Linked DNA regions of Homo sapiens: all the other regions are linked to region 3. The links are chromatin contacts, found by Hi-C or POLR2A ChIA-PET in ENCODE. All regions are on one chromosome and are shown on one strand. The core of a region is the stretch at or near the end of the contact, and the rest is flanking DNA. Distances in the headings are between cores, read along the strand shown. Region 1 overlaps KLF3-AS1 (KLF3 antisense RNA 1). Region 2 holds the start of LINC01258 (long intergenic non-protein coding RNA 1258). Region 3 holds the start of LINC02278 (long intergenic non-protein coding RNA 2278).

Region 1 (4,198 bases), core at 1,026-3,525, 37 kb before region 3:
GAGGCTCACTAAGCACTGTATCTCTTTCTCAGCCCTAGTAAGTACAGGGTGTAATAACTTGTTTTATTTTTATTTATTTATTTATTTATTTTGAGACAGAGTCTCACTCTGTCTCCCAGGAGGGAGTGCAGTGGCGCGATCTCAGCTCACTGCAACCTCTGCCTCCCGGGTTCAAGTGATTCTCCTGCCTCAGGCTCCTGAGTAGCTGGGACTATAGGCACGTGCCACCATGCCTGGCTAATTTTTTTTTTTTTTTTTTGTATTTTTAGTAGACATGGGTTTTCACCATGGTGGCCAGGCTGGTCTGGAACTCCTGACCTCATGATCCACCTGCCTTGGCCTCCCAAAGTGCTGGGATTACAGGCATGAGCCACTGCACCTGGCTAATAACTTGTTCTTTATCTTACAGGGCATGTCCCAACATGCCTTAGACCATTGAACCCCTAAACACTTCACTAGTATGGGAGACATTGCAGGATCCTTTCACAAGAGGGTGCAGCCTGTGGGGTCTGAGAACTGGCTCGGATCTGGAAACTGTGGGTCCATCAACCTTCCTGACAGCTCTTGATTTTTTAAATTGTTATACAAGTCATGCAGTACCCTCATTGGCTGCTTGTCTATCTCACTCATAGGAACACCATGCTCTATTAGCCATCACCAAAAACTCGTGGACTGAAGCACTCTGGCCTTGCTGGCTGTTATGGTTTATATTCATCTTGACTCTGATGGTTAAGAGCAGACACCTGGTCTTTGTTATTTTGAAATGGAGCCCAGTTAAATGGCAGAATCACCTATTCTTATGCTGGCCTACAGTGGACAATCATTGCTAAGCTTCCCAAAGATGTTGTCACCCCCACACCGATAGATGTTCTTGCCCCTCACTTATATATTTGAAGGCAATGTCCCTGAACCCTCCCAGGAAGTCCAGGTGTCACATAATAAGTTTGTTCGAACAATCCTATCTCCCTGAGCATTCTGACCCCTTCCTCAATTTTCTGCCAAGGCACTGCAGCCTCTTCCTGTAACTTACTGTAAGGCATTATCATGTCCAAGCCTCAAGGAACCATTCAGAAACAAATTGATACTACCTCCAAGACAGTTCCTGAGTCAGTAGTTCCCTCCCTCTCCTATTTATCATCCTTCCAAACAGTCCCCACTGTGTCCCTCTAGTTCACGCTGATACCAAGCCAAGCCCTGCAGCTCTTTCTGAACATAAGGTGTTTTCTTCTGCATCCAGGTCTGTATTTCTCTACCTGGACTACCCTGAGAGCTAACCCCAGTTATTGGTCTGGAAGCAACGAATGAAGGCCGGGGCAGAGCTTGAGGAGGGCAACATCATTTTGTCACAGTCGCCATCAAGAATCTAGTTGCAGACTGGGCGCTGTGGCTCACGCCTGTAATCCCTGCACTTTGGGAGCCAAGGTGGGTGGATCACTGGAGCCCAGGAGCTCAAGAGCAGCCTGGGCAACGTGGTGAAAGCCCATTTCTACAAAAAAATGCAAAAATTAGCAGAGTGTGTTGGTGCATGCCTGTGGTCTCAGCTACTCGGGAGGCTGAGATGGGACGATTGCTTGGGCCTGGGAGGTCAAGGCTGCAGTGAGCTGTGATCACACCACTGCACTCCAGCCTGAGTGACACAGCAAGAACCTGTCTGAGAAAAAAAAAATCTTGTTTCACCTAGATCTGAAGAAGAAAACAGAAGCAACATTCAAATTAACATCAGTCAACTGATGGAATATTTTAGATGAAGTAAGAGAAGCCAAGGCATGTACCCTCAGGCTCTGGGCTTCTCCCTGCAAGGTTGGGAAGAAATTTGGAGGAGGCAAAGTGGGAGCAAGTCAGATGGAAGAGACATTATGGGTCAGGTGGGTGAGAACTGTGGGAGGGAGGTTCAGGGTGCTCCATTTAGCAGGTTTTTCATAGTGCCTGTGCAGTCCAGGGCTCTGATTTCTGTAAGCAGAACGATGTCATTCATTCTTTTATTCATCTATTTGTTAAGTCAACATTTATTGAGAGTCTCTTATGCTACTCACTGTGCTAGGTGGTAGGGCTCAAAGATGAATAAAACGCTGTTTCCTTTTTTTTCAGAAATTCATAGTGTAGTGGGAGGTGGACCAAAATGCCATTGACTTGATTGCCTGACACTGACAGGTGCTGAAATAGAGGAATATACGGGATGCCATGGGAGGCCAGATGAAGTGAAAAACCCACTCTTACTGGTGTGTGTGCACACACAGGAGGAGTTACGCAATGCCTTGTCTGGTTTCCTGTCCTGGCACATTTCCATTGCTTATTTCTAGAGCCACTTGACCGTAATAGCTGGTCAGGGATAATGTAAAGAATCTTCATTTGGCAGCTCTGAGGACTGCCCAGTCAACCTTCCCTTCTGTCCTCAGCACATATACCTAGTTTCTTACTCGCTTTTGTGACTCATCTCCTCTTGTACCCTAGACATCTTTTCTATTTTTATACCTCTTGCACCCTCAAAGATCCCTTGAGACTCTCTTGCCTAAACCTCTTTTAGGCAAATCCTACCTCCTTTTCTCTATACCTGCTTTGAGAGAAGGGGAAAATGTCTTAATATATGCACTAATTAGGCCCCTTGATGGTCTAATTTCAGCCTTACATTGTTTCGTTTTGTAAATGAGCCCCAGGGAAGTTAAGTAATTTGTCCAAATTCACACAACTAGAAAAGACAAAAGCAGGACATTGAATGTAGAGCCAATATTCAGAGTACCTGATTTTAGACCCAGTATTCAAAGCACCGACTGCTATGGTCTGAATGTGTTCCCTCCAGATTCATGTGTTGAAATCCTAACCCCCAAGTTGATACTATTAGGAGGTGGGACCTTTTCAGATGCGACTGGGTCATGAGTGTGCAGCCCGCATGATTGGGATTAGTGCCCTGTCAAATAGGAGAGACTGCAGAGAGCTAGCTAGCTCCTTTTCACCATGTGAGGGCACAGTGAGACAGCCCTGTCTATGAGGAAGTGGCTCTCACCAGACACTGTTGGCACCTTGACCTTGGACTTCTCAGCCTCTAGAACTGTCAGAAATAAATAAATTTCTGTTGTTTATAAGTGACGGAGTCTAAGATATTTTGTTAATAGCAACCTGAAGGGACTAAGACATTTACCAAAACCTTAAAGGCTCCCAGATAATCACCTCTAAAACACTCAGTCACAACATTTTTCTATTCAAAGTCTCCAGGGAGAAAAGACAAAGCACTACAAAGACTGCCTTGTAGTATTACAATCTCTTCACTTTTTCTATCAAATGTCCTGTTCCCCCTGTGCACCTAGAGACTCACAAGGCATTTAACATCTCTGCCTTGTGAGCCTAGAGGTACATGAGGGGCAGAACCTTTGATAGAAAAAGTATGTGCATGCGCACACACAGACATATATATATACACACACACGTATATTTCTGCTTAGTAGATACCACCAAACAATTTTCCAAAGTGATTGCACCAGTTTACATTTCCACCAGCAGCATAGGCAGTAATTATCCTCTTCAACATTTGGTATTGTCAGTCTTTTGAATTTTAGCCATTCTGGTGAGTTTGTAATAAAATATCATTGAGGCATTAATTACATTTACCTGATTATTAATGAGAATGAGCACTACTTTAATAAGTATAATATTTTCCATAGGTTTTTTGAAGACATTGTCTCTCAGATTAGAGATGGTCAAGGCCATACAGTTTCTTTTAGCACAGCTTTAGCTACATCAAACGAATTTTGATTTGTCATATTTTCATGATTATTCTGTTCAAAATGTTTTCTAACTTCCCACTGTGATTTCCTCTCTGAATCTATAGGTTTAGTTAGAAGTAAAGTTAGAAGTTAGTTTGAAACTTCCAAACATATGGCTACTTTGTGAATATAGTTTTGTTATTGATTTCTAGCTCAATTCCCCTGTGGTCAGGTAACATACTCTGATTTCAGTTCTTGAAATTTGTTGAGACTTGCTTAATGGCCCAGCATTTTGTAATTTTGGTGTATGAACTAAGTGTGTATTCTGCAGATGTTGGGTGCAGTATTCTATGAAGACCGATTAAGTCAAGTTTACAAATGTATACTCCTGTAAATGTAAACTGATTTTTGTCTTATTATTCTATTAGATCTCAGAGAGAGTAATAAAATTTGAATCTATGCTATTAGTTACATGTAAATTTAGAATTGTTGTATGTTCT
Region 2 (3,854 bases), core at 849-3,348, 41 kb after region 3:
ATACTCAGGCAAAGTTAAGACCAGCATCGGCACCAATTGGCATTAGTGAGTGTAATTCAGCCATTGGGAACCAGCCAGGATACTAATCTGTGGCCCCAAGCTCAGCAGCCAGTGCAGCCAGGTGAGCTGTACAGCCCAGTGGGAGGAGAAGCTCACCCTCCTTCAGAGGAGATAGGCACCAAGGCGGGGAGAGACCATCCTAGAAGGAGGAAGAGAGATTGGGACATGGCTCCGGATTATTGAGCAGGCTGTGATGTGGGGGATGAGGACACAAGAAAAGAACCAACATTCACTGATCACCTACTCTGTGCCAAATGATTTTACATGCATCATCTCCAGTTCTTTCAACAGTCCTGTGAGGGGGTATTAGTGTCCCCACTTTACAGGTAAGGTCACAATTTGCCAGCGGTCACAGAGTAATCAGAGGCCATAGCAGAGGCAGAATCTGAGCACAAACCTTCCTGACTCTTTGCCCCCAACACAGGGTGGGCAGGAGTTCCCCAAGGGGCTCCAGGACTCCCAGGATGCACACAGTCCAACTCTGGTTGACTTTGTGCCTAAACTCTTCTTTTTTTTTTTTGAGACAGAGTTGACCTGTCACCCAGGCTGGAGTGCAGTGGCACGATCTTGGCTTACTGCAACCACCGCCTCCTGGAGTCAAGCGATTCTCCTGCCTCAGCCTTTTGAGTAGCTGGGATTACAGGCACCCGCCACCACGCCCAGCTAATTTTTGAATTTTTAGTAAGGTGAGGTATCACCATGTTGGCCAGGCTGGTCTTGAACTCCTGACCTCAAGTGATCTGCCAGCCTTGGCCTCCCAAAGTGCTGGAATTATAAGTGTAAGCCAGTGCGCCTGGCCTGTGCCTGAATTCTGAAGTCCCACCTACCATGGTGTATCCCAGGCCACTGATCTATTGCCCCACCTAGAAAAGGAGACAAGTCTGGACCCAGCCAAGCGGGTGAAACTGACAGAGGAGCTGGCGCAGGGAAAGGAAGAAGGGCTGTAGAGAGTATGTGGCAACTTGCAATTAGGTAGAAGAGTCAGTTACTCAGAATACCACATGCCGCAACCATGCCGAAATGAGTTTACTGTAATTCCAGATAAAAACAAAACTGTCGGAGCAGAGACTTAGAGACTCGAGGCAGGGTTGGCTTATTTTTTTTTCTATGGTTTCGATATAATTCAGCACTTTCACTTTGTGAAGATAGACCTGACCTTTATGTGGTCTGGAGAATGCTGACTCAACATCAGGGTAACCAATGGTGCACTCATGACCCGAAACAAGACTGGTGGTTGTCAGGGTTCTTAAAGCTCCACACTTGGGCTCTCCACGATCTCGGAAAACCGTGCCTTTATCAGAAATGACAGCCCTTGTTCAAACAGAGATCTGGATAGGTGCGCATTAATTTCAAACATTTTTTTAAAAAGATATTTTCCTGACTTTGTAAGAGGTAGAGTAGGATGCTGATTTAGCGTAGGTCTTTTTCCCATTTCCTACAGTAGTACAGATGGTGACTGAAGGGCAGATGAAAAAAGAAAAGGGGAAGGAAGGGAGGAGAAAAGAGGAAGAGGGTATGGGGGAAGAGGGATGGCCGGCAAAGGAGGCCCACTTTTACTTCCTTGGAAATATTTCGTTCATTTTGAAAACTCAAACTCAAGTTTCTCCTGGAAAAGAAAAAGGCTTGGGATCTCCCAATTGCCTATTGGTATGATTTTTATCTAGCTCCACTTTTTGATTCTTTAGGAATCAAACCGTGAACTTAATTTTTCCTCCTATTTGAAAAGCATAGGCAAAAGTCCTGCCCTCTTTTCCAAAACAAAATGCAGCATCCACCCCCGACCCCCACCACACCTCAAAGCCCCAAAGTGACATTTTCAACAGACTTATCATAAATCAAATCTGCTGTGCACACCAGTAAATAGTGCCAGTAAGCCAGGTGAACCAAATCAGATTTTTCAGCCTTGACTTCCAGTGGTGAGAACAAGGATGTGCTGACCTAGGAAAAATGACAAGTCATGGGCGCCCTGCACCGGCCCTTTCAGAAGACGTAGAACACTGCAGGGGGTGGAGTCTGGAATAAGGAGAATCTGGAATCAGTGATGACCTAGTTGTCTTGAGGGCCAGGCTGAGGAGAAGCCTGATGGGTTACGCTTCAGAATTTCATGTGCTCATGGTAGGTCCTCTGCATTTTCCCTGTCAGAGTGGATGTTGAACTCTGGTGAGGATGAAAGGGAAGGTCCCAGAAATGACCTATGCTCTTGCTGGGGAGATCCAACATCTGGCTCAAGCCTTAAGCAACAGCCCCCTTGTCCCAGTCTTGATTTTGGACTCTCCATGAAGGCAACCTATCACAGACAGCCTAGAGAAAGCATACCACAGCTCATAAAATGTTGCTAGCATTCTGCCTATTGTAAAATTATCTGTAGGAGCCAACCTGTGTTCTGGAAAGTTATGGGTATAAGACGACGTGTTATAGGTGATTTTGATTTTCTTAATTTGTTTAACAAGCTTGAATTTGAACCCCAACCATTGGATCAAAAATGTCACATTTCTGGCCAGATGTGTTGGCTCACTCCTATAATCCCAACATTTTGAAAGGCCAAGGTGGGAAGATTGCTAGAGGCCAGGAGTTCAAGACCAGCTTGGGCAACATAACAAGTCCCCGTCTCTATAAAAAAAAAAAAAAAGTCACATTTCTCAATTAACTGTGGGTCTGAGCCTTTGCTTTTAAGGGTTGAAAAATCTTATCACAATTACATTTTAGGGAAACCATTCTCTTTCATAAGGTTATAATAACACGCTCCTTGGGACTTATGTGGTGCTTAAAAAATGAGAGAGGAGGCCCTTTTTTTTTTTTTTTTTGAGACAGAATCTCGCCTGTCGCCCAGGCTGGAGTGCAGTGGTGCAATATCAGCTCACTGCAAGCTCCGCCTCCCAGATTCATGCCATTCTCCTGCCTCAGCCTCCCAAGTAGCTGGTACTACAGGTTCCTGCCACCACTCCTGGCTAATTTTTTGTATTTTTAGTAGAGATGGGGTTTCACCGTGTTAGCCAGGATGGTCTCAATCTCCTGACCTCGTGATCTGCCCACCTCAGCCTCCCAAAGTGCTGGGATTACAGGCGTGAGCCACCGTGTCCGGCTGGCCCCTTCTCCATCACTTGTGGTCATTATCCTTCTTGGTGCCTTTGGGACACCGAAATCCAGGGGATCTCCTTTCCTGGTGGCCTGATTTACTATCTGCAAGCTTTGTCACAGACATTCTTCCAGGGTTTGAGGCTGCAGCTTGCAGAATGTAACCATGATAACACCCCAATGTCTGGGAAGCCCTGTGTAAGTGGGGCAAGGATTTCAAAGAAACTCCAAGCCTCCACCCCGCTTCATAACACTGAGAAATCAGCTTACATGGTTTAGGTCTTTGCCCCTTCCAACTCAAAGCACCAGCTCCTATATCCTTCTGCTCTGGTGCAAATGAGTTGAACCCCTCCTCTTTGGCCCCTTTATTAGCGTGCAAAGACTGCCGTAACAAAATGCCACGAACCAGGTGGCTTAAACAACAGAAATTTATCATCTCCCAGTTCTGGTGTCTGGAAGACCAGATCAAAATGTTGTCAGAGTCCTTCTGCAGGTTGTGAAGGAAAGATTTGTTCTAGGCCTCTCCCTTTGGCCTTGTAGATGCCCATCTTCTCTCTGTGTCTTCCCTCTGTGCATAGCTCTTTTTTATAAGGACACTAGTCATAATGGATTAGGGCTCACTCTAATGACCCCACTTTCACTTGATTGCCTCTGTAAAGACCTCACCTCCAAATAAAGTCATACTGAGGTCCTAGGTGTTAGGACTTGGACATATGCAT
Region 3 (4,149 bases), core at 1,268-3,767:
GTTCACTCTGGGGCACATGCTTTTTAAGACCAACATTCATTCTCTCTCTCTCTCTCTCTGTCTCGTATATAATTGAACTTACAAAAGTTGAGTGCATGTAAGATTCAACTTCACTGTTCTACTTAGTCCACGAGGAAGACTGAACAAAACACTAATACAGGTACCCTAGAATCAAAATCTACATGGAAAGTATTTATTTTATTTTGTGGAGCTTCCTAGATAAAGATATGATTGCTGAACTTTAGAAGTAGATAAATTCCTTGGCAGTGCTATGATTTTTTTTTCTTTTTGCTGTGGTGGCTTAGAAAGAAAAAGGAAAATAAAATGTTTTAGTATGGATATGGCTGGAAAAAGGAGAATAAATTACCTGACTACTGAATTTAGAGAAATTTAAATGCAAAAGGAAGTCGTTTTCCAACACCCCTCCCCTCTGGTAAAAAAGCAAACAAAACAAAACAAAACCAAACAACCTTGGTTTACTCAGACTTACCCTTCGAGACTTGGTGCAGGCATCAAAACCTTCTATGGCTACCAATATCCTCAATAGGCTGTTTGTTCTTTCTGCACCTCTCTCTCTTCCCTTTTCCCTTTTCATCCTACACGTCTCTACTCTCAAATCTCCTTTCCCACTCCTGTTTATATTGGAGTCTCACAGCGGACACAGACCATGGTCTCATGGAGGCCTTTGTAAGAAGTTACTAAAGTTACTAAAACTAATGTGTTCCTACAGACATTATGAAGGAGGACTTCGGACAGAGACAGCAAGTTGATTTCCTGGAGCAATACCTAGGGAATTATTCTTTTGGCTCTGAGAGGATGATATTTTAAGTTGTTACATATTTGCTGATCTTCAGGAGATTGCTGGAACCATCCTGCATGTACAGGAAGCTTGGGCTCTTGGCCCAAATTGGCTCAGGGTCTAAATATTTGGAAGATGAATACTTGGAAATGCATTTAAACATTTAAAGCATTTTATTTATTTTTCCAGTGAGTCTCATTGTTAGTGCAGTACAACTTTGCAGCAAGACTGTATCTGCTGAAGACATGAACCTTGTGGACAAGCCCAGGCCTGGGCTCCACCTCAGGTCTTGGCGGGAAGCCAGAGGTGCATGTCTATTGGCTAATGTCCACACTCCTGAAGTGGGTTATTATTACAATCCCTCACCTTAAACGCCTGCATTCTAAAGTCATGCTAAGGGTCTGACCCAAATGGAACACTGGAACACACACAGACACACGCACGCGCGCGCACACACACACACACTTTTCAAACCAAATGTTGCACTATTTCCTTTCTTTTGTCAGTGCTGAATCTATATTATTATTGTCAGCTGTTAACTCTACACTGATGATGCACTGTGGTCAGTTTCCCTCTCTAGCCTTCCAGCCAAGGTATCTTTTGGCTGCTATATGCTTAGAGGAGGCAAACTAATATGAATGTATTAGATTATGTAAAACATAATTAGGGAGGGAAATTTGCTGTAAAAGCATCCTATGTATTTATAGAACTCAGAGGAAATTATAAGCAATGTGGGGGGAGATTTCATGTTCTTTAGACTCACAGATAAACTCTAGGACCTAAGTGATTGGAACTATTTCCCTATCGCAATCAAATTATCCAGATAATTACCAAATATCTACTTTGCTATGCTACAGAGTCACAAACGCACATTGTCTCAATGGCACGGGAGTAAGCATCAGCTTCATTTCTAATAGGTGAAGTAGAAAAGGGGGCCGGGCGGAGGGGCTCATGTCTGTAATCCCAGCACTTTGGGAGGCCAAGGCGGGAGGATCACGAAGTCAGGAGATCGAGACCATCCTGGCTAACATGGTGAAACCCCGTCTCTACTAAAAATACAAAAAATGAGCCGGGCGTGGTGGCGGATTCCTGTAGTCCCAGCTACTCGGGAGGCTGAGGCAGGAGAATGGCGTGAACCCGGGAGGCGGAGCTTGCAGTGAGCTGAGATCGCGCCACTGCACTCCAGCCTGGGCAACAGAGCGAGACTCCGTCTCAAAAAAAAAAAAAGAAAAGAAAAGGGGTGCGCTGGGGTGGGGGGAGTATGGGAGTACACCTGGCCTTGGTAATTGACACTGTAAGGTGTCTTAACAACAATGATAACAACCATCTCAATAGAATTTGGGATGTGGTAGCAACAGTAAAAATTATATTAAACTGGGCCCCATGCCCAGACTATCAGCCTCAAATAAACAAAGTACAAGAAAAACACTTCAAGAGGGACTAACTTGTGAATCAAGGAAGCTAAATAAGCCAGAGACGTGCTCGCCGGAGGAGACAATGCTTTCACCTCCTTGAAAAAGCTTTTGCCCAACCTAATTAAAATGCCCCATCTAATTAAAAATCTAACCATAATCCCACTGACAGCCCCTAGCTCCACCCCTTACCATTGTCACGATGCTCAGTTGAGCCCCCTTAGCTGAAAAATTATTGAAATAGAGTGGATTTGAGTGCGCAGGCATAATTCCCAGCCTACCACAGAGTTGGAGGCAAAGACGCTTAGTGATTTGCACAGTGGTTGGTGGTGTCTCACTCAGCAATGATGTATGACACGGATGAGTGCAGAGCGGCCATCTGCTGTTGAGGAGGGTGACAGAAAAGTCTGTTCTACTGTGGCAGATGACTCTCCCAGTGCTGGGCAGCTGGCATAGAGTGGACAAAGTTGGACAGGGCAAGTGATGCCCAGCAACTCTCTGGGGCAATAACTCAAGGTCTTCTCCCTTCTGTGGCTATATTCATCCCTGTCTTCTTCACACACACACACACATGCATAATAGAGTTGATATGATAAAATACAATTTGGAACATGCAGAAGAGGGAAGAAGCACACGCCTACCCAAAGGGTTAAAGTTGCTGGTCTGGAGCATGAGATGTATCTCTGAGTTTCCTAGTAGCCTGGGCAAAAAGAGAAAACCTGATAAATCATATGGCACATGTTACCTGGGAAAAAAAGCAAAAACAGGTTCCTAGAAGAAATAAAGTTTTTCTTAACAACCTTTCTAAAATCTGGGGTTTTTTTTTTTTTGGTTTTGGTTTTTTTACTTTTGACTTAATAGAAGGGAGAAATTGAATTTCTCAGAGTGTGTATAACAAAATGTCAAACTGCTAGAGTGCTTGGCCTATTGATAGGGAGAAGACTAGAACATGGCTTGCTCAATCATTAATGAGAAACAGGTAGCATTCAGCAGTACCCTGGGACTGGCTGATTGGATCTTACCTCTTCAGAACTAATAGAACATGATTTTTACCTTTTTATTTTTGCATATCTGTATTTTCTGAAACTTCCACAGTGAACATGTATGACATTTGTCATGCAAATATAGCTGGTTCTGGACTGTGTGATGTGAGATCCTCACCCTTCCTTCCCCTGTTCTGTATTGTGGGAGGGGCTTGACCCCTCCCGGCTGCAGTTCTCAGGGCCCTGTGTTAGCTGGCTTCTAGCTGAGTTTGGCTAATGGGAGGCTCTGGTGGGAGTTTGATGAGCAGGAGGAAGGAAGACGTCAGGGTATTTTTCCCTCTCCCTCTGTCCTGGGGTAGTATCTCTGGCAGCTGCTCCCTCTCTTCCACGACTCCAGTTTGCACAGGAAGTCTGTCATGGTTCCAGCTTCCTCTGGGTAATCCCAGTCCCTGGGCTCTGCTAGCATCACCTCCTCCCTTTGTCCCTCCAGCCTAGGAGTGGCGGCAACTTCCTGCTGCTGCTGGTCTCTGGATTGCCTCACCATCCCTTGTTTGGCTTTTAAGTTTCTTTCATCTCATTGCATTAACTTTCCTCTGTTTTAAATATTCGGAATGATTTCTGTCTTCCTGGTTGGGCTCTGACACAAAGAGACAAAAATGTATTTGAAACAAAAATGAATGGGGCAAAAGAATCTAGAGGAACATGAGTTAGAGAAATAACCAAAAAAGCAGAAGACTTCACAGATCATGGCAGCACACACAAAGAAATGTCCAGTGTTGGTGTGCAGCAGCTGGAAAAGACATCTGGTCACCTGAGGGCCTTTTAAGGCACATTTATAGGCAAAAATAGCAGCTTTACTTGGAGTCATAAGATCTACAAGTGAAGAACAACAACATGTAATGTATAGGAAAAAAACCCCTAGGATTTAGAGCCATAAGCTATGAATTCAGGTCCT

Evidence for each region. A loop is a pair of places that touch in the nucleus more often than their neighbours do. ChIA-PET counts read pairs that join two places held with the same protein, here RNA polymerase II (POLR2A). Pooled maps may share reads with other maps.
Region 1: a loop to region 3 is called in a map of IMR-90, with 2.1 times the contacts of the local background. The contact joins the enhancer-like site here to the promoter of LINC02278 in region 3. A Hi-C loop is called at or near these places in 4 of 168 maps with a recorded cell type or tissue (CD14-positive monocyte, IMR-90, cardiac septum and 1 more) and 7 of 50 pooled maps. POLR2A ChIA-PET finds 5 or more read pairs at or near these places in 4 of 52 experiments (CD8-positive, alpha-beta T cell, GM12878, activated CD4-positive, alpha-beta memory T cell and 1 more).
Region 2: a loop to region 3 is called in a map of GM12878, with 2.9 times the contacts of the local background. The contact joins the promoter of LINC01258 here to the promoter of LINC02278 in region 3. A Hi-C loop is called at or near these places in 5 of 168 maps with a recorded cell type or tissue (CD4-positive, alpha-beta T cell, GM12878 and naive thymus-derived CD4-positive, alpha-beta T cell), 15 of 37 single-sample maps with no recorded cell type and 13 of 50 pooled maps. POLR2A ChIA-PET finds 5 or more read pairs at or near these places in 9 of 52 experiments (CD4-positive, alpha-beta T cell, CD8-positive, alpha-beta T cell, HCT116 and 5 more).

Annotation. Positions count from the first base shown.
Region 1 is chr4:38,599,533-38,603,730 of GRCh38, reverse strand. KLF3-AS1 (KLF3 antisense RNA 1) reads left to right here. Exons shown (of 16, transcript NR_171644.1): 14 at 1,238-1,422; 15 at 1,682-1,865; 16 at 2,089-4,198. Among named protein-coding and RNA genes, the nearest start is that of LINC02278, 38 kb to the right of the region's middle. Within about 2 kb of position 2,275, at least 4 of the 41 ENCODE cell types and tissues checked have a DNase peak (open chromatin) inside an H3K27ac peak, as active enhancers do; they include CD14-positive monocyte, where a contact is called at or near this core.
Region 2 is chr4:38,521,424-38,525,277 of GRCh38, reverse strand. It overlaps LINC01258 (long intergenic non-protein coding RNA 1258), which reads left to right and starts at 2,098. Exons shown (of 8, transcript NR_110951.1): 1 at 2,098-2,175. RefSeq lists an enhancer at 875-924.
Region 3 is chr4:38,562,371-38,566,519 of GRCh38, reverse strand. It overlaps LINC02278 (long intergenic non-protein coding RNA 2278), which reads right to left and starts at 2,517. Exons shown (of 3, transcript NR_146991.1): 1 at 2,404-2,517.